Linked DNA regions of Homo sapiens: region 2 is linked to region 1. The links are chromatin loops, found by intact Hi-C in ENCODE. Cell type or tissue: heart right ventricle. All regions are shown on one strand. Each heading gives the region's core, and the rest is flanking DNA. Links, peaks and the distances in the headings are about the cores only.

Evidence for each region. Peaks named below come from ENCODE experiments on the same cell type or tissue, not always from the same donor. Only the 100,000 strongest peaks of a DNase experiment are listed, where the experiment ranks them.
Region 2: a loop joins it to region 1, with 2.7 times the contacts of the local background. A loop is called at or near these places in 4 of 110 quality-filtered maps.

Annotation. Positions count from the first base shown.
Region 1 is chr10:92,681,741-92,694,613 of GRCh38, forward strand. HHEX (hematopoietically expressed homeobox) reads left to right here and starts at 8,215. Exons shown (of 4, transcript NM_002729.5): 1 at 8,215-8,607; 2 at 10,628-10,806; 3 at 10,962-11,012; 4 at 12,807-12,873. The coding sequence starts at 8,247. RefSeq lists silencers at 7,706-7,945, 8,016-8,335, 8,756-8,835, 8,846-8,995 and an enhancer at 9,526-10,333. In heart right ventricle, for the core only: a CTCF peak has its summit at 7,272 (motif pointing right); DNase peaks (open chromatin) are centred at 8,041, 8,761, 9,431, 10,051 and 2 weaker places; H3K4me3 peaks cover 3,703 bases; H3K27ac peaks cover 3,138 bases; H3K27me3 peaks cover 3,438 bases.
Region 2 is chr10:92,520,341-92,528,340 of GRCh38, forward strand. The region is part of intron 4 of IDE (insulin degrading enzyme); the gene reads right to left. Among named protein-coding and RNA genes, the nearest start is that of IDE, 50 kb to the right of the region's middle. In heart right ventricle, for the core only: no CTCF peak of the experiment used is centred there; no DNase peak of the experiment used is centred there.

The DNA.
Region 1 (12,873 bases), core at 2,588-10,587:
GTATAACTTCTTTGGAGAAATATCTATTCAGACCTTTAGCTCATTTAAAGAATTGGGTGCTCTTTTTATTATTGAATTCATCATCACTTTTTAAATTGAGCAGTTACCTAAAGCTCTACCTAAAGCTCCATGGTCAGTAAAATTCACCCACATGACAGTGGTATGTGAGGCACCTTGTAGTATGTAAAATGTGGAAAAAGGCCAGGTGTGGTGGCTCATGTGGGTAATTCCAGCACTTTGGGAGGCTGAGGCCAGTGGATCACCTGAGGCCAGGTGTTCAAGACTAGCCTGGCCAACATGGTGAAACCCCGTCTCTACTAAAAATACAAAAATTAGCCAGGTGTGGTGGCAGGTACCTGTAATCCCAGCTACTTGGGAGGCTGAGGCAGGAGAATTGCTTGAATGCAGGAGGTGGAGGTTTCAGTGAGCTGAGATCACGCCATTGCACTCCAGCAAGACTCCATCTCAAAAAAAAAAAAAAAAAATTTGGAAAAAGAACGTCACTGAAGCAATGTCATGATGCCTACTGCTTATGTATTTCTGGGCTCTGATTCCATTTATGATGGGGATGAGGCATCTCTATTTGATCAGATTAGTATTTTGTAAGTTAGTAAACCACTAAAGCACTAATTAGATTTTCTCAAATATTTGAAAAATATATGATTTGATATGAAATTTAATAAATGATTTAGTCATCCCAACAGTTGAAGACAATAAAACTTAGTGTAAGTATAAATAGAACCAAGTTGTTATAATAAAATCCATTGATGCTTTCAAGCTATAGCTAACTTGAATTTTTACCTCTACATACATTTATTAAAAGTAAGTTGCAAAAAGTTTACCTAAATTCCTTCTAGATAAATTACAAATGAGAACTACCTTCTCTTCTTACAAATTTGGTCTTTTGCACAACAGCAATGGCTAAAATAAATGGGGCCAAATTTTTGGAGAAAGTCTTGTTTAATTCAGAATATAATTAAAATCTCATGGAGCTTTATTGGTTTTAGTATCCAGCAGAGAAAAAATATTGAAACTCCGAGAGATTTTGAATTAAATAGCTACAACAGTTTTGTTTTATTAGTTCTGACTGTGCGAAAAAAAATCATAAGGACAACTTTGGAAAAATCTAGTTCTTTTAGGGCCCCAAATGACTTTTAAAACAATAAAACAAACTATAAAACGTACACAAGTGATATTAAAAATTATGTAGTTCAATAAATGTGACATTCACAAATGTGGTTGTAATTTTTTTTTTTAACTTTAGCTAAGTGAACATGGATCTGACGATTGGATGTAGAAAAGGTAGTGTTATATAGCTTAACAGAATTAAGTGCTTCAGTTTGCCAGTGAGGATTATGTAGCTGAGTTGGAATGTTTTACCAATGCCTTTTAAGATCTCCATCTACTTCCCAGGATCTGTGGCTAAATCAAAGAAAGAGAGGATGCTTCTTTTATTAGTGATTATTTAATAACTCTATGCTAGTGATTATTTCCCTAGCATTTTAATATATATATTTAAAATATTTGTAGATTTAGATCTTTTGGCTGGTGGCTGAATCATGCACAGAATAAACCAGTACCATAAACTAATACTGTTTCTGAAGATGGGTAATAAAGGCTGGCTAGTGATTTACTGTGAAAGCACTAAATGAATTGGAGTCATCATCTGTTACTCGCAGAGTAGAAGGGGCAGGAAAAAGGTGCACAATGAAAACAAAGGGGAAACATTTTGTGAGAAAAATAATTAGCACAGTTTTCTGCTTAGTTTACTGAGGTCCCAATCTTTCAAGACCCAAACATAACTTGTGAAGGTAGGTTTGAACTTCATATAATAACTGTTCTTTCTTTGTCCCCAGAGCTTGTCTCTGTCCTTGGAACACAGAAGAGCACATTGAATTCATCAGGCCATGGGATGAGAATGATGACGGTGGAGATGGCACAACACTGGAGCTGACCCACAGAGGGATCAATGATTCCCAAATAACCCTTCACTGATAGTTTCCAGGGGCAAGGCACTACCTGAAATTGTATGCAATCTTCAGAAATCATTCAAAACATTATGCCTTTAAAAAAAATGGATGGTAGGCCGGGCGCGGTGGCTCATGCCTGTAATCCCAGCACTTTGGGAGGCCAAGATGGGCAGATCACAAGGTCAGGAGATCGAGACCATCCTGGCTAATATGGTGAAACCACTGTCTACTAAAAATACAAAAAAATTAGCCGGGTGTGGTGGCAGGCGCCTGTAGTCCCAACTACTCGGGAGGCTGAGGCAGGAGAATGGCGTGAATCCAGGAGGAGGAGCTTGCAATGAGCCAAGATCATGCCACTGCACTCCAGCCTGGGCGACAGAGCAAGAATCCGTCTCACACACACACACAAAAAAAGTATGGTAAAAAGGAATTTGAGATTAAAAAAAGAAACAGTGTTTTCATTTTTTCTCATTTTTATATTGAAAACTTTCAAATCTACAGGAATTATGGTAATTTAATTGCTATGTGTAATTATAAAAAAGCTAAAATTAGAGTACAACAAATACTTGTATACTCTGAAATTATAGTACAACAAACACCTGTATACTCTTCACCTAAATTCACCAATTAATAATTTTCGATACAGGCATACCTCATTTTATTGTGCTTCACTTCATTGTGCTTTGCAGATATTGCAGTTTTTACAAATTGAAGGTTTGTGACGCCCCTGCATCAAGCAAGTCTATTGGCACCATTTTCCCAAGAACATGTGCCCACTTCATGTCTTTGTGTCACATTTGGGTAATTCTCATAATATTTATTGTTATATCTGTAATGATGATCTGTGATCAGTGGTCTTTGATGTTACTATTGTAATCGTTTTGGGGCACCACAAACTGCACCCATATAAGACAGCTAACTTAATAAATGTCGTGTGTTCTGACTGTCCTACTCACAGGCTGTTCCCCAGTCTCTTTCCTTCTCTCCTTGGGCCTCCTTATTCCTTGAGAGACAACAATATTGAAATTGGGCAAATTAATAACCCTACAACAGCCCCTAAGTGTTCAAGGAAAAGCAAGAATTGCATGTCTCTTTCAATCAAAAGCCAGAAATGATTAAGCTCAGCAAGGAGGCCATGTAGAAAGTTAAGATCCACTAAAAGTTAGACAGCGCTGTGAACACAAAGGAAGAGTTCTTGAAGGAAATTTAAGGTGGTACTCCAATGAACAAATGAATGCTAAAAAGTGAAACAGCCTTATTGATGATCTGGAGAAAGTGCAAGTGGTCTGGATAGAAGATCTAACCAGCCACAACATTCCCTTACACGAAAGCCTAATCCAGAGCAAGGCCCCAACTCTCTTCAATTCTATGAAGGCTGAGAAAGGTGAGGAAGCTGCAGAAGAAACGGTGGATGTTAGATGAGGTTGGTTCACGAGGTTTAAGGAAGGAGGCCATCACCATAAGTGCAAAGTGAAGCAGAAAATGTTAATAGAAAAGGTGCAGCAAGTTACCCAGAAGATCTAGCTAAGATCATTGATGAACGTAGCTACACTAAACTGATTCTACACGTAGACCAAAAAGCCTTCTATTGGAAGAAGATGCCATCTAGGACTTTCATAGCTAGTGAGAAGTCAATGCTGGCTTCAGAGTTTCAAAGGACAGTCTGACTCTCTTGTTAGGTGCTAATGCAGCTGACATTTAAGTTTAAAGCAATGCTTATTGGCCATTCTGAAAATCCTAGGGCCCTTAAGAACTATGCTACATCTACTCTGCCTGTGCCCTATAAATAAAATAACAAAGCCTGGATGGCAGCACATCATTTTACTGTGTGGTTTACTGAACACTTTAAGCCTACTGTTGAGATCTACTGCCCAGGAAAAAAATATGCCTTTCAAATTATTACTGATCATTGACAATGCACCTGGTCACCCAAGAGCTATGATGGAGATATACAAAGAGATGAATGTTGTTTTCATGCTTGCTAACACAACATCCATTCTGCAGCCCATGAATCAAAGAGTGATTTTGATTTTCAAATCTTATTATTTAAGAAATATATTTTGTAAGGCTATAGCTGCCATAGATAGTGATTCCTCTGTGGGCAAAGTCAAGTAAAACCCTTCCAGAAAGGATTCACCATTCCAGAGGCCATGATTCATGGGAGGAGGTAAAAATATCATTAACAGAAGTTTGGAAGAAGTTGATTCCAGCCCTCACAGATGACTTTGAGGGGTTCAAGATTTCAGTGGAGAAAGTAATTGCATATGTGCTGGAAACAGCAAGAGAAATAGAAGTGGAGCCTGAAGATGTGACTGAATTGCTGCAATCTCATGATACAACTTGAATGGATGAGGAGTTACTTCTTATGGATGAGCAAAGAAAGTGGTTTTTTGAGATGGAATCTACTTCTGGTGAATATGCTGTGAACATTATTGAAATGACAACAAAGGATTTAGAATATTACATAGCTGGATGTAATGGCTCATGCCTGTAATCCCAACATTTAGGGAGGCAGAGGCAGGAGCATAGCTTGAGCCCGGTAGATCGAGACATGCCTGGGCAATGAATGGAGCGAGACTCCATTCTCTACAAAAAGGAAAAAAGAAAAAAAAAAAAGGACAAAAAAGAGAGACTATTACACAACCATACTTGATAGAGCAGCACAGGGTTTGAGAAAATGAACTCCAATTTTGAAAGTTCTACTGTGGATAAAAATGCTATCAAACATCACCACATGCTACAGAGAAATCTTTTATGAACGGAGGGGTCAACAGATGTGGCAAACTTCATGGTTGTCTTTAAGGAATTGCCACAGCCACCCCAACCTTCTGTGCCTCCCACCCTGATCAGTTAGCACTCATCCACATCAAGGCAACACCCCTCAAAAGCAAAAAGATTATGACTTGCTGAAGGCTCAGATGATTGTCAGCAATTTTTTTTTTTTGAGATGGAGTCTCACTCTATTGCCCAGGCTGGTAGTGTAGTGGCATGATCTCAGCTCACTGCAACCTCTGCCTCCCGGGTTCAAGCACTTTCCAGCTAATTTTTGTATTTTTAGTAGATACAGGGTTTTACCATATTGGCAGGCCGGTCTTCAACTCATGACCTCAAGTGATCCGCCAGCCTTGGCCTCCCAAAGTGCTAGGATTACAGGCATGAGCTACCACTCCCTGCCAATCGTTAGCAATTTTTTAGTAACAAAGTATTTTTAAATTAAGGTATGTACGTTGCTTTTTAAGACATAATGCCATTGCACACTGAATGTAGTAAAGTGTAAAGATAACCTCCTTTACATGCACTGGGAAACCAAATAATTCATGTGACTTGCTTTATTGCTATGTTTATTTATTGAAGTGGTCTAGAACTGAACCTGTGATATATCCCTCTTTATATATACATATATGAACATATACATAGATATGTGTGTATAAATATACATGTAGATGTGTATGCACATATATGTATATACTGAAGTATTTAAAAGTAAGCTGCACATATGACCCATCACTCCTAAAGACTTTAGCTTGCAACTCCCAAGATCGCATTTTCCAAAGTAACCTGCAATACCAATCACATCTAAAAGATTAATAATGTCAACTAACATATACTTCATAGTTTGTCCCCATTATCCCCCCCCCCAATAAAAAGCAATGTCTTTTATAGTTTTTTTTTTTTTTTTTTTTTTGAGACAGAGTCTGGCTCTGTCACCCAGGCTAGAGTGCAGTGGGGCGATCTCGGCTCACTGCAAGCTCCGCCTCCCGGGTTCACGCCATTCTCCTGCCTCAGCCTCCTGAGTAGCTGAGACTACAGGCGCCCACCACCACGCCTGGCTAATTTTTTGTATTTTTAGTAGAGACGGGGTTTCACCGTGTTAGCCAGGATGGTCTCGATCTCCTGACCTCGTGATCCGTCCGCCTCTGCCTCCGAAAGTGCTGGGATTACAGGCGTAAGCCACCGCGCCCGGCTCCTTTATAGTTTTTTAAAATCCAGAATCCAGTTAATTGGGATGATATGAGGCCTTGTGAAAATCCTCATCCTCAACATTTCACGTGTTAGTTGATGATGATTCTTCTTGAATTATTACGTTTTTCGATTGTACCAATTTTTCTACATCTGTTAGCTGACATTCTTCCAGCTTTCACATCCACTGCACCTTTCTCTCTCTGAGTACCACTATGGACTCACGAATTGTTATATTCAAAGTGGTATAATCCCTAATGTATTTTTAAAGCTTAAATCACCCCAAATTTTGCCGATGGAAACCACTCCAAGGTGGTCCCTATTTTCTTTTCACGGTTTCTGACACAAGATGTCTTTGAGCTTACCTTGTACTTTTCTTGCCCTAGATCTAGAATCAGCCACTTCTTCAAGGACTTACTTATACGACGAATAGGTCATACATCCATCTAGTGCAAGTCTCCAGATATTCACAGCTATACATGCCCCCTCCAATCCCACCCCTTTCTTCATAGTCAGCCAATGTTCGTTATCCTTCCAGAGATAGTTTATATCATGGAGTAATATAAAAATTTATGATTTATATGTACTGTATAATAGAGCAATTATATTCTTACCTACCCCCAACATGCTTTAACTCGAATGATAGTGTAGTACACTTCTGAGTTTGTCTGGGCTTGTAGCTCTTGTCTGTCATTAGATTCTGAAAGATACCTATTAACAATACCCTAAAAAGATCAGGAGCCTTTAGGCCAAGTCTCAAACGTTTCAGATGAGAAAAACTCAGGGATGGTGACTTGACGGAAGTTGCATTAACTAACAACGCTCACATGCTATTCTCCGGACTTGGAATGTCCAAGCACCCTGGGCTTGCTGACACCCACTCACTTTTCAAACATCAATTCTTGGGAAGCTTTTCCCTTCCTTAATGTCCCCCAGATAGGTGATGTCCCCTTGTTACAGGTTTTAGACCATTATGTACATCTCCTTCCTAGCACATACATATATTAAAATTTGTTTCCTGTCTCCATGAGGAGAGGGACTACATCTGTCCTTTTCACTGCTGGCACACAGTAGTTGCTCAACAAAAATGTGCGAAGTGAAACTCGAACAGGCGGTCAGGCTCACAGTCCACGCCTCTTCCTACTGTGGTCCCGCTGTGTTTGGACAAATAGTTCCAAATTATAAACTTTAAAACCTGAGAAGTCTCAATAGAAAAAGCAGGGAAGTCTTTCCATTTCCATGATTAATGGAGGACCTTAGCAGAAACGGCTCACCGCGAGGTGTGACGACCGCAGGAGGGCGTCAATCAAGAAAATGCCCCCTTGCCCCGGAGGCGAGTGGAGCCGCACAGAGCCGAGGCCATACGGGCCAGCAGTACGGACTGCTTCAATAGAAAACACGTGCAAAACCAGAGAGCCAGACTGCGCACAGCTGCGACCCTCAAGAGCCAGCAGAAAAGACACGGAGCGGCCCCCACTGGATTGAAGACTGCACAGCCTCTGCCCGGCGCTGTAGGACCCGGGCCTCCCCTTGATTGCTGCTCGCAGCGGCTTCTGCCAGCATCCTCGCGGAAGTGGCTTGAGTCCGAGGCCTCCAAATGAAACCAGGTGGAGCGGCCAAGAGTCCGCAGCACCTGAACTCCAGCCATCCGAATCCCGCCGGGCCGCAGCTAAGGGCCGCCGAGCAGCCCTAGGAACCCAGGGCACTGTCCCGCTCTGAGCTCGGGAAACGGCCGGTGTGACAGCCAGCGCCACTGTTAATCCAGGGAGCGCACCCACCGAGGAGGCGTCTTAGGCCAGCGGCCTCTGCTCCCGCCGAGTCCCGCTGCTCCCCGCCTGGAAACAGCTGCTGCCACCCCGGGCCCAGGCCTGGACGGCGCCCCCGAATTTCGGCAGAGGTGCCTCGGGGCCGCGGACAGGGCCGCTGGAGCCCGCACTCCAGAAGGCGGTCTTCCTCGCGCCTCCCCCGACGGACGCGGCCCAGGGCTTCCCTCGAGGGCGTCCTCGGCCGGGGTGCCTGGAGTCCCCAGGGGCGACAGCCGCGGCGGGGCACCAGGGCGCCAGTTCCCCGGAGCCTGGTAGCAAGCGCGTCCCGGGGGCGGGGAGCTTGGCCGGCGGGGCGGGCCGGGGTGGGGGCGGGCGGCTGCTCTTGGGGCCCCGCGCCATTGGCCGCAGGGCCCGGCGGCAGGAAGGGGCCAGCGAGCGCGGCCCCACCCCGCGGCCGGCGGAGCCTATCGCCGGGAGCGCGGAGCGCGGATAAATGTAGCGCCGCGGCGCGGGCCAGCAGCTCTGCGAGGGGCCGGAGCGCGGCGGAGCCATGCAGTACCCGCACCCCGGGCCGGCGGCGGGCGCCGTGGGGGTGCCGCTGTACGCGCCCACGCCGCTGCTGCAACCCGCACACCCGACGCCCTTTTACATCGAGGACATCCTGGGCCGCGGGCCCGCCGCGCCCACGCCCGCCCCCACGCTGCCGTCCCCCAACTCCTCCTTCACCAGCCTCGTGTCCCCCTACCGGACCCCGGTGTACGAGCCCACGCCGATCCATCCAGCCTTCTCGCACCACTCCGCCGCCGCGCTGGCCGCTGCCTACGGACCCGGCGGCTTCGGGGGCCCTCTGTACCCCTTCCCGCGGACGGTGAACGACTACACGCACGCCCTGCTCCGCCACGACCCCCTGGGTAAGGCGGCCGGGCGAGGGTGGGGGCGAGGAAGCGCCACCCGGCAGGTGGCAGCGCCCGGGAGGCCGAGGGGGCGAAGGGGGCAGGCGGTAGACGGCTGTGGCAAAAGCGATGGAAAAGCAGCTGTCGGGCACGCGCGGGGACGGGAGGCGCGCGGCCGGGGCTGACCGCACCGTGACTCAGATTGGTTTTCCTGCACCTTGCAGGCGTCGGGGCGCGCGGGCCGGCGGTAGACCTCGCGGCGAGGGCAGCCGTGGACCGCGCGTGTTACCCGGGGTGGGGCTCCCTTAGCGGGAGGGACGGGGAAAGGGGCGTCGAGGCGCCCCTGGCCGGCCCCCGTGGGGCAGGGATCGCAGCCGGGCCCGGGTGGCTACGGGGCTGGACCTGGTTCAACAGGCTTGTGCAGTGAAAGAGCCTGACCCTTTCCGTTCATACAGGAAATCTTGAGTTCTCGATAGGAGTAAATCTGGTTTCAGAAGCTGTTAAGTGTTTTCCTGGCTGCATGAAGCAGACCCTTCCCCCGGAGTAGTGCACGCTGCTGATTATTTTATCGACATCCTCAATACAGACAAATTCAGGAAACACTCGACTTCTGATAGCCGGGATCCGTTTTTCTGATATTGTTCATTTCCTCTGTGTGGGATGTGACTTTATGGCAGCTAAAATAACCAGTTGCTTCCTATTTTTTTTCGAGGCTGTTTTGCACCAGTCTGAAGCCTGACGCAAGCAAAATCTCGAAAAAACAATGCTAGCTTTCAAAGCGTTGAGGTGCAGGCCTGCAGACGGACGGACGGACCGACCGACACTACTTTGGGAGTAGGAAGCAGCAGCTCCTGGTCGCCAGTTAGGAAGGGAAGCAGGGACACATAGGGCATATATTCCAGAACTTCGGGGCTTGTCCCCTCAATGTGCGGCCTAACAAATAAGCCGCCCGTGGTCCGCGCTGTGGGTGACCCTTGGCGCCTTCGAGGTCTGGAGCCCTAGGGTAAATAAGGAAACGGGGCGCCTCTAGAGTTTTAAATGAACTCTGTTATTGGAAGCTTCAGTAGGGACCCTGAAAACAATTAACGTCTTAATTAGCATTTTAATGTCTCCATTATTACGGCGCGGGCTCTAGCTCAGCCCTTTACCTTACCTTCTCACCGTTAACAGGGGAGGGGGATTGTATTTTTAGTTCATCTTTTTATGTTTTTGAGTTGTTATCCTGTCTGTCTGATTCCAGCCTCGAGGGTTTGATGATGCGGCCCGAGCCTGGCTGTGGTCGCCTGTCGGGGCTGGAGCGGGACCCTCAGCCGGGCCGGGCCTGGGGGCTAACGTTTTCACAGTGCGCCCTGAGTTTCCTTGGGTTACTGCTGGGACCGCGCAGGAGGAAGCAAAGAGTTTTTCGAGCTAGACCAACAGGAAACACATTGACGGAAATGTTGCCATAGCCCATGGGGTGGCTTTAACTGGCCGCCCCCGCGGGCTGGGTGTGAAATCAGAGGAGGCCGCGGCTCCCCCGGCCAGGATTGGAGGCTCCTCGCGCAACCTAATGCGGGTGTCCGGGCCCGAGCGCTTCCCGCGCAGCCAGGCCTTGTCGGTGCAGCAGCCCCGCTCCTCCCCAACACGCACACACCCGGTGTTCGCAAGTGCGGCTCACCAAGGGAGATCCAAGGGGGCAAAAAGTTATGTATAAATCCGAGAGCCACTGGGGAAAGAGGGTCGTGGTATTGTAAGCCCAGCCGGTAGTGCCCATTCTTTTTGGGGTTAAAGGTATGTCTGGATTTAGTTCTAGGTGTGACGGCTGTGTGTCTGTCTGTGTGTGTACAAGGCTGTGTGCATCTGCGGTGTCAGTGTGTGACTTTGGGTATGTTTGTGTGTCGGTGGGAACGTGTTAGGTCCACGTGCCGGTGGGTGTATGTGAATGTGTCTGGTTGGGTGGCCTCCTGGCCTACCTTTGTCATCCCTGGGGCCCGACAGCTCTGGGGTCTGGCCAGGCCGCTCCAGGGCAGTGGGTGAGCGCCGCTCTTCCCGCTCGCAGGCAAACCTCTACTCTGGAGCCCCTTCTTGCAGAGGCCTCTGCATAAAAGGAAAGGCGGCCAGGTGAGATTCTCCAACGACCAGACCATCGAGCTGGAGAAGAAATTCGAGACGCAGAAATATCTCTCTCCGCCCGAGAGGAAGCGTCTGGCCAAGATGCTGCAGCTCAGCGAGAGACAGGTGAGCTCGCGGGGGGCCTGGGGCCGCCTCCGGGGAAGGGAAGGCTTCTGGGGTAGGGGTCGCCGGGCCACCGAGAGAGAGGCGAGGAGCCACCCTGCCCTCTGGCACGTCCCGACGCGGGCTCGTTGCAAGTTTTCTTTCTCTCTTTCCTGTAGGTCAAAACCTGGTTTCAGAATCGACGCGCTAAATGGAGGAGACTAAAACAGGTATGGACATGGTTCTGTTTCTATGGAAATAAATATTTTTATCACGTTATCTCAGTGCAAGGCTGTTATGGGTTGTATGCAAAAGTCATTTAAGAGACTATTTAACCTCTTCACCTTGATTAAAAAGACAAATAGTCCTGCTGAAATTCAGGATGAGTTGCTCAGGTGGCAGTAATGCTAAAAGCACCTAATGGGGTTCCTATATCAATTATGCTTGGGTTTTCACACACTGGCTAGTAAAACTCCCAGCTAATTGTTTTATAAATCCCATATGTTGTTTATCTAATTAACGCAGGAAAGATAAAGTAATTGACAGTAAATGACTTAAGCAGTTATCTTTGGGAGAAAATTGTTTCTTTTATTTACACAGCCATAATAAAACCAGGCAGAACTCAAGGGTAAATATAAAGAAACAAACACCTTTAAGTCTTGTTTGCACTGTTTTTTAGAAGAATTAAATGTCAGGGAGTTTAAAAATTATTTTCTATCTAATGCCAGCTCTTAAAATGAAATATAAAACTTGTAAGAAAATATTCAAGCCTGTTTGGAAAGTAGCTTAAACTTTCTGACAGTCTTTCTTCCAGTGACCTTGTTTCGCAATATGTGATAAAAAGTAAAGGCTAATTTAGTTTTTAAAAGAAGGTCTATTGACTTAAAGCTAAACATTCATTTTTGATGTCCTAATCTGGATATACTCTCCAAAGTTATCTGATAATTGCTGAATTGTTCACTTGTCATTGTATATACGGTTTATAATAAATACTTTGAAACAATGAGTGGAGAAATTTAAAGCAAAGTGGATTTTAAAATTTATTGATCATTACTTTTTCATTAAAAAGAAAGTGTCCCAAAGAATATTTTGAAATAGAAAATAAAATTCCCATAACTTCATTACTGTAATGTGATTTAAATATTTGCAGATCCACTCTCAATTTCTGACCGTGTGCATCTATTTGTTGAGACTATAAGGCTTGCAACTATATAACAAATAGATGTTGTAATATTTCTATGTAGTATTTATATGCATTTTAGACAAGTATAGGATTAAAAATTCACTAGCTTATATACTTAATAGTTCTTGGTCAAAGGCTTGACTCTAGTTTACCAGAGACCTTAAAAATAGTGGTTTCTATGTAATATGGGGATATTTCCCAGAAATTTGCCCCAGATTTTAAGTAAATTGTAGCTAATTGTCTACCTTCTCAGTTGGCAGCATTCTTCCAGATCCACATTTTTTTTCTTTGCCATGATTTTGTAACTTGTTAAACATTTACACATGTAGATGTTTATAAATTTACTCCAGAAAATGAATGAAAAAAGATCCAGTCTAATAATTGAAACTTTATTCTTAATTCACCAGTTAGCATTCTTATTTTTAAAATGTCTGAAAGACTGTTAATTGGCAAGGTTTAAATATTTAAAGAATGAAGTTAAGGTGTATCTGTAGTGATCTGATTTTCTTTCCCCCTTAAACTTTTGAGAATATTGAAACCATGGGTCTGGGCTGGTGTTAAGTAACCAGAATTTGTGTTCAATTGGTATAATGTATCTGCCCTTATGTTCATGACTGGTTCTCATCTTTTAAGCATATAATCTTTGATATGACAGAAACTTTTCTTCCAAAGTGAGCAAAAAGCACAAGTATGTATCTCCTGAATAAGATTATAAACTGAAAACACTCAGTAAACTAAAAATTAAAAGATGGAATAGGATGAAGAGACATTTTGATTTATTCCTCTCACCTATCCATATTTTATGATCCTTCCAATCTCCATTTTCATTTCCTTTATTCAGGAGAACCCTCAAAGCAATAAAAAAGAAGAACTGGAAAGTTTGGACAGTTCCTGTGATCAGAGGCAAG
Region 2 (8,000 bases), core at 1-8,000, 160 kb before region 1:
ATTTTCAAGGGAATAAAATTTATTTTCCTGGAAAATTCTGAAGCCAGCAATATATTTCTTATACTGGGAAGGAATGAGTTTTAAGTTTTAGAAACGTCTTAGAAACCACAGGTTTCTCCAATAGTATGTTCTCAGGGAAAGGTCAACTTGATAGTTATAACCCATTATAATTTTATATGTTCTCTGAAAACCCAAGATCCTGAAAGTTAGGCTAACATACCTATAGCTAGTTACTTGGAATTATTATAAACTTTTTAAAAAGCCCTTTCTTCTTGCTATAGCAATCTTCTAAAAATCCTGGAAGTGAGAGACTAAAGCCTTTTGATATATGTGAATTTTCCCACAAAATTTAAACCGACAATTCCTCTGCAGCTGAGTAAGTATATGCAAGTACAAGATATGAGTTATAAAAGGGGACTTTAAGTGAAAACCTCTTAAATGCCATCAGAAAACACTCCTACACTTGATTGGTCCAGCTCTTGTTTTCAGTAAATTTCTAGTTTTCCACAGACACATATCCCAGTAACGAGAAAAAAGATAGTAACAAAATCCATGGAAAAGCTAAGGGAACAATAAATGATTACATGGACTAAAATATATGAAATGTTTTTACATCCATGAGTCTATGTGATACTCAAAAAACAAATTAGTCACCCTGAAGGATGCTGACGAACCAATTCATTATTTTGAAAATTGGTAAATAAATGGAATGGAATAAAAGCATTTATCCTGCCTTTCCCACAGTAACTGTACCACTGACTAGCCAAATAGTAGAAAAGGAGATTTTACAGCAGTACTCAAGTTAATCAAAAGAGATGGAATAATAGAATTAGCATTAGAAAAACCAAAATTAGGGAGGTGATGCACTGAGAATCAATATTTGCAACATCATAAATGACCAGACATTGTATGCCCAATGGAAAAATACATCACCACCTATGAAGATGTCTTGTCAAAAAGTCAAACACAAATTTGATCAAGCCTCTATATCCAACTGCCAATTTGTAGAAATACAGAAGACAGAGGAACTTGTTAAACTACATTGTTAGGGGTGCAGTAAAAAAAAAAAAATCTAGGCTATGAGAAGTTCGATAAAACAAACAACCTGATTATTCAATAAATAAATTCCAAGAGGGGAGTGAGGGGAAGGAGTAGAGGAAGAGATGAAGGATGAACTCTTAAACTAAAAAGAGACTTAAAAGACATATCAGACTGGAGTGGTGGCTCACTTTGGGTGACTCACTTTGGGGTCCTAGCACTTTGGGTGGTCAAGGTGGGAGAATCGCTTGAAACTAGGATTTCAAGACAAGCCTGGACAACATAGTGAGATCCTGTCTCTACAAAAATTAAAATAATAATAATAATAATAATGAAAGACATATCAAACAATCACTAATATGTAATACTTATTTGGACTCTGATTCAAATAAACTTTAAAAATAATGATTTTTATAAGAACACTAGAAATTTGAACACTAACTGGATATTTGATAATAATGGTAACAATAATGGTATTTTTATGTTTTTAAAAATGAATTGCTATGTTTTAGAGATATATACTGAAATATTTATGAGCAAAATGATATCTAGAATCTCTTCAAAATAATACAAAAGGGTGAATGGAAATGTGGATTGTACAGAATTGGCCAGGGGCAGGGTGATGCACACATAGGGTCATTATAGTATTTTGTGTTCTTTTGTGTATGTTTTAAATTCTTCACAAAAAAAAAATGGTGAAGGGAAGAAAAGAGGAAATAAGGGTGGGAGGGAAGAGAGAAAAAAGTAATTGAACTTGTATTAGAGTCTGATTTGGTGTGTTATTATGTTTACCACAGGATCAGGAGTCACTGAACTACCCTCTGGTTCATATTCCACAATTTTATTGGGTTCTCTTTTTCTATTCTATTCCTTCCTACTTCTCTATGCAAAAGCATCCTTTGTTATACTCAAACTATCCTAACTCATGTTCTCCAAAAGAAACCAGGCTCACTCCTTGGTCTTTTCTTCATGTCATGGTTTTGGGGGTCAACTTAATTACTATCATGAAGAACATAGGCTTTGAGTTCAGACTGACTTGATAATTGAATTCCATAACCTATACAGATAGTTCCACTACCACCCTATCTCTCTCCTCTCTGTACTCCCTGCAAGACTAAAACATTAGTCAAATACAACAAATATTAGTTCCTTTTCTTTTTCCCCTTGAATGGCTCTTCCTTCTGCTTAAGGAAATCTTATCTATACTTCAGGAGAAGTGAAACTGCATCTCCGCTAAGATCCTGGAGAAATAAATTCTGGGCAACACTAAAACATGCAAAATAGAATAGTGTTTAAAAGCTCCAAATCTGGGCACAGATCCTGACTCCAGCACTTAAAAGCTGAGGGACCCAAGGCAATTTAATTATCTTAAGTCTTAATCTACTCATGTAAGATGGAAATATGAGCATCTACCTACTGGGGTTACTGTGAGAATTATTAGAAATTAAATAATCCACGTAAAGTGCTTAGCATAGCACTCAATAAAAATTAGCAAGAAAAAGGAGGAAGAAAATGGAGAGATGATGATCCTGGAAAATCAAAGCTAAAATTACACTCAGTGAAATCCTGGGTTTGCCTTGCTTCCCCAACTAAACTTTCAGCACCTTGAGTGCAATGACACTAGTTACACTTCTTTGCATTTTCTAATGCACTTTACATGTAGGGGGACTAAAAAAATTACTTATTAACTGAGAGAGAGAAAATTTGGGCTCATTTATATTTATAATCCTATGAACTTGGAATAAGCATACTAGAGTAAATAGCAGCGGAGTCAGGCAGATGACCTGAGCTCAGAAGTTCGAGACTAGCCTGGGCGACATGGTGAAACCCTGTCTCTACTAAAAATACAAAAACTAGCCAGGTGTGATGGCACCTGCCTTTAATCCCAGCTACTTCAGAGGCTGAGGCAGGAGAATCGTTTGAACCCAGGAGATGGAAGCTGTAGTGAGCCGAGATCATGCGACCGCACTCCAGTCTGAATGACAGAAGGAAACCCTGTCTCAAAGAAAGAAAAGAAAAGAAAGAAATTTTCTTTCTTTTCACTTGCTGGGCACAGTGGCTCACACCATAATCCTAGCACTCTGGGAGGCCAAGGCAGGCAAATGACCTGAGGTCAGGAATTCGAGACCAGCCTGGCCAACATGGTCTCTACTTAAAAAAAAAAAAAAAAAAATTAGTTAGGCATTGTGGTATGTGCCTATAATCCCAGCAACTTGGGTGGCTGAGACATGATAACCACTTAAACCTAGGAGGCGGAGGTTGCAGTGAGCCAAGATCATGCCATGTCACTTCAGCATGGGCGACAAGAGTAAGACTCAGTCTTAAAAAAAAAAAAAAAAAAAAGTCACGCACACCTAAAATACAGCTCCACCCTCTATATTCTTGTCTTCAACTGTGCCTTTCATTCTACCTATACATGAAGGAGTACCTGTTTTGTTGTTCCCACTCACTCTTTGACCTCCTTCTTTTATTTCCCTCCCAGCTGAATAAACCCAGTTGCTCCCACAGTGTCGGTAGAGTTATGTTTGGAGAAACAGATCAGTAAGGAATAACCAGAACTAAGTTTTTCCTTTTACTATTCTAAACCTGCTTGTAAACATTCAACTGCTCCTACTTTAATTCCATTGAGAGGCAAACAAAAAAACAAAATAGGGCAGAAAAATGGTTTCTAGTTTATCAGGAACTATGAAACTAAAGGCATATGTGAATAATGAAGAGAAAAAGTGAAAGTGGATACCAACTAAATTCAATAACATATTAAAAATATCATTCAATTCACAAATTAGCTGGGCATGGTGGCAGGCATGTAATCCCAGCTACTTGGGAGGCTGAGGCAGAACTGCTTGAACCCGGGAAGTGGAGGTTACGGTAAGCTGAGATTGTGCCACTGCACTCCAGCCTTGGTGACAGAGTGAGACTCTATCTCAAAAAAATATATATAATATATTATTATATATATTATATTATATATAATATATTTTATATTATAATATATATTATATATAATATATTTTATATAATATATAATATATATTATATTATATATAATATATTTTATATAATATATTTTATATATTATATATTTTATATAATATATAATATATATTATATTATAATATATTTTATATAATATATAATATATATTATATTATAATATATTTTATATTATATATATATTTTATATATAATAATATATATCATTCAACATGATCAAGTGGGATTCATCTCAGGGATGCAAAGATGGTTCAACATAAACAAATCAGGCTGGGCACAGTGGCTCACGCCTGTAATCCCAGCACTTTGAGAGGCCGAGGTGGGTGGATCACCTGAGGTCAGAAGTTTGAGATCAGCCTGGCCAATATAGCAAAACCCCGTCTCTACTAAAAATACAAAAATTAACCAGATGTGGTAATGGGCGCTGCAATCCCAGCTTCTTGAAAGGCTGAGGCAGGAGAATTGCTTGAACACGGAAGTTGCAGTGAGCCGAGATGGCACCACTGTACTCCAGCCTGGGCGAAAGAGTGAGACTCCATCTCAAACAAACAAACAAACAAAAATATATACAAATATATACAAATCAATAAACATGATACATCACAGGGTCAGGTGTAATGGCTCATGCCTGTAATCCCAGCACTTTGGGAGGCCGAGGTGGGTGGATCACTTGAGATCAGGAGTTCAAGACCAGCCTTGCCAACATGGCAAAACACAGTCTCTACTAAAAATACAAAAATTAGCCAGGCGTGTGCCTGTAATCCCAGCTACTGGGGAGGCTGAGGCAAGAGAATCACTTGAACCCGGGAGGCAGAGGTTGCAGTAAGCCGAGATTGCACCATTGCCCTCCAGCCTGGGCAACAGAGTGAGACTGTCTCAAAACAAAATAAAACAAAAACATGATACATCACAGTAACAGAATCAAGGACAAACACCATAAGCTGAAAAAGGCATTCAATAAAATTCAACATCACTTCATGATAAACGTTCTCAACACACTGGGTAGAGAAGGAACATATGTCAAAACAATAAAGGCTGTATATGACAAACTCAGAGCTAACATCATATGGAACAGCGAAAAAGTGAAAGCCTTTGCTCTAAGATCTGAAGAAGACAAGCATCCCCACTTTTACCACTTTATACAGCATAGCACTGGAAGTCCTAGCCAGAGCCATTAGACAAGACATAAAGGGCATCCAAAATGGAAAGAAGTCAAACTGTCATTGTTCGTAGACAACATAATCTTATATTTAGAAAAACCTGAAGACTCTATCAAAAACACCTGTTAGAACTGATAAATGAATTCAGTAAAGTTGCAGGATACAAAAGTCAGCATATCAAAATCAGTAGCATTTCTATATGCCAACAGTGAACAATCTGAAAAAAAAAAAAAAAAAACCAAGAAAGCAATCCCATTTATAATAGCTACAAAAAACAAAAAACAAACACACAACAAAAAAGCCCTCTAAGAACAAACTGAACCAAAAAAGTAAAAGATCTCAGGCTGGGCGCAGTGGCTCACACCTCTAATCCCAGAACTTTGGGAGGCCAAGGTGGGCAGATCACTCGAGCTCAGGAGTTTGAGACCAGCCTGGCCAACATGCGAAACTTCATCTCCACTAAAAATACAAAAATCAGCTGGGCGTTGTGGTGCAAGCCTGTAATCCCATCTACTTGGGAGGCTGAGGCAGAATTACTTGAACCTAGGAGGTGGAGGTTGCAGTGAGCTGAGATGGCGCCACTGCACTCCAGCCTGGGAGAAAGAGCGGGACTCCGTCTCAAAAAAAAAAAAAAAGTAAAGTAAAAGATCTCTACAATGAAAACTATAAAATACTAATAAGAGAAATTAAGGAGGGCATACACAAAAAGGAAAGACATCCTGTGTTCATGGACTGGAAGAACTAATATTGTTAAAATGTCCATACTATCCAAAGCTATCTACAGATTCAATGCAACCCCTATCAAAATACCAATGATATTCTTCACAGAAATAGAAAAAAAAATCCTAAAATCTATATGGAATCAAGACAAGGACTTTTTCAGAATCCTACTGTCCTTTCACAGCTACCAATCAGGTATTATACTATTAATATGATTTATTTAACATTATTATGGGCTTCATATGCACAATCTCATTTAATATTGGCATCAACCTGATGTGGAAAGGAACTGGGGCTTAGAGAAGTTAAGAGGCTGGGCATGATGGTTCATGCCTGTAACCCTAGCACTTTGGGAAGCTGAGGCAGGAGGATCACTTGAGCCTAGGAGTTTGAGACCAGCTTGGGCAACATAGGGAGACCCTATCTCTACAAAAGATTAAATAATTAGCTGAGTGTGGTAGTGTGTGCGTGTAGTCTCAGCTACTTGGGAGGCTGGGGTAGGAGGATCATTTGAGCCCAGGAGGAGGAGGTTACAGAGTGCCAAGATTGCACCACTGCATTCCAGCCTGGGCAACAGGGTGAGGCCCTGTCTCAAAAAAAAAAAAAAAAAAAAAAAAGGACAGGGTCTCACTATGTTGCCTAGACTGGTCTTGAACTTCTGGGTGCAAACCATCCTCCTGCCTCAGCCTCCTGAGAAGCTGCGATTACAGGTGCATACCACCACATCTAGCTTTTTGTGTCTCTTTTGAACAAGGATTTTAAATTTCAATGAGGTCAAGTTTATCTCTAAACCTATGGTTCATCTCTATCTTCATGGGTTTTTCTGTGTGTTTAAGAACATTTCCTCTATCTGAAGATAAAAAAAATTCTCATATATTTTCTTTTAAAAGTTGTAGCGAACCAGACTCAGTGGCACATGTCTGTAGTCTATAGAAAGTCTACATAAAGTCCTAAGAAAGAACTATATTTTTTTCATTTGTAATGTACCTCTGCCTTATATCAAGTTTCCATATGTTTGTGGATGTTTCCAGGGCCTATAATCTGTTCTACTTGTATCTTCATGCACCCCTGCTTCAATTCTACTACTGTAACAACTAGAACTTTATAATAAGTCTTGGTACCTGGTAGAAGTAGCTTTCCTTGTTCCTCAAAATTATCTTAGCTATTCTTGGCCTTTTACTCTCTTATTAATTTTATAATGAGATTATACAATTCCTAAAAAAAAACTTACAGGACTTTCAACTGGCACTGCATTGAATTTAGAGAAATTTGGGGCATATTTACATTTATGTTATATAGAGTTTAACCATCCATGTGCATGATATACCTCCCCATTTAGGCATTCTTTTATATCCATTACATATTTCTTGCAACTCTTTCATTGGATTTATTTCTGAATATTTTACAGCTTTGTTAAATATTGCAAATGAAATAATTTTTACCCCAGCATTTTCCTGTAATTGATTATTGATACAAGAACATGGCCGGGCACGGTGGCTAATGCCTGTAATCCTAACACTTTGAGAGGCCAAGGCGGGTGGATCACGAGGCTGGGAGATCGAGACCATGCTGACTAACATGGTGAAACCCCATCTCTACTAAAAATACAAAAAATTAGCTGGGCGTGGTGGCACGTGCCTGTAATCCCAACTACTTGGGGAGCTGAGACAGGGGAATCGTTTGAACCTGGGAGGCGGAGGTGGCAGTGAGCCAAGGTCACGCCACTGTACTCCAAAGAACGCAATTTTAGTGTGTTTGTCTTCTTTCTGGCAACCTTGCTGAATTATTTTTAATGACTGATCTGAAGATTTTCTTCAGTATTTTTATGGAGGCAATCCTATCATATGGAAATAAGGAAATAGGTTTTGTTGTGCTTCCTTTCCATCTCTTATAATCACATTTTCCCCCTTGATTTATTGTAATGATTAATACCTGTAAGTATAGCCAAACAAAAGTGATAGTGGGCATCCTTATTTTTTCAACAGAAATCCTTTGAAACCTCCATTAATCATGAAGTTTGACAATAGCTTTTAATCAGCTTGAAAGTTTTTTATTGTTGTGGTTTATTTTTGTTCATGGATGAGTGCT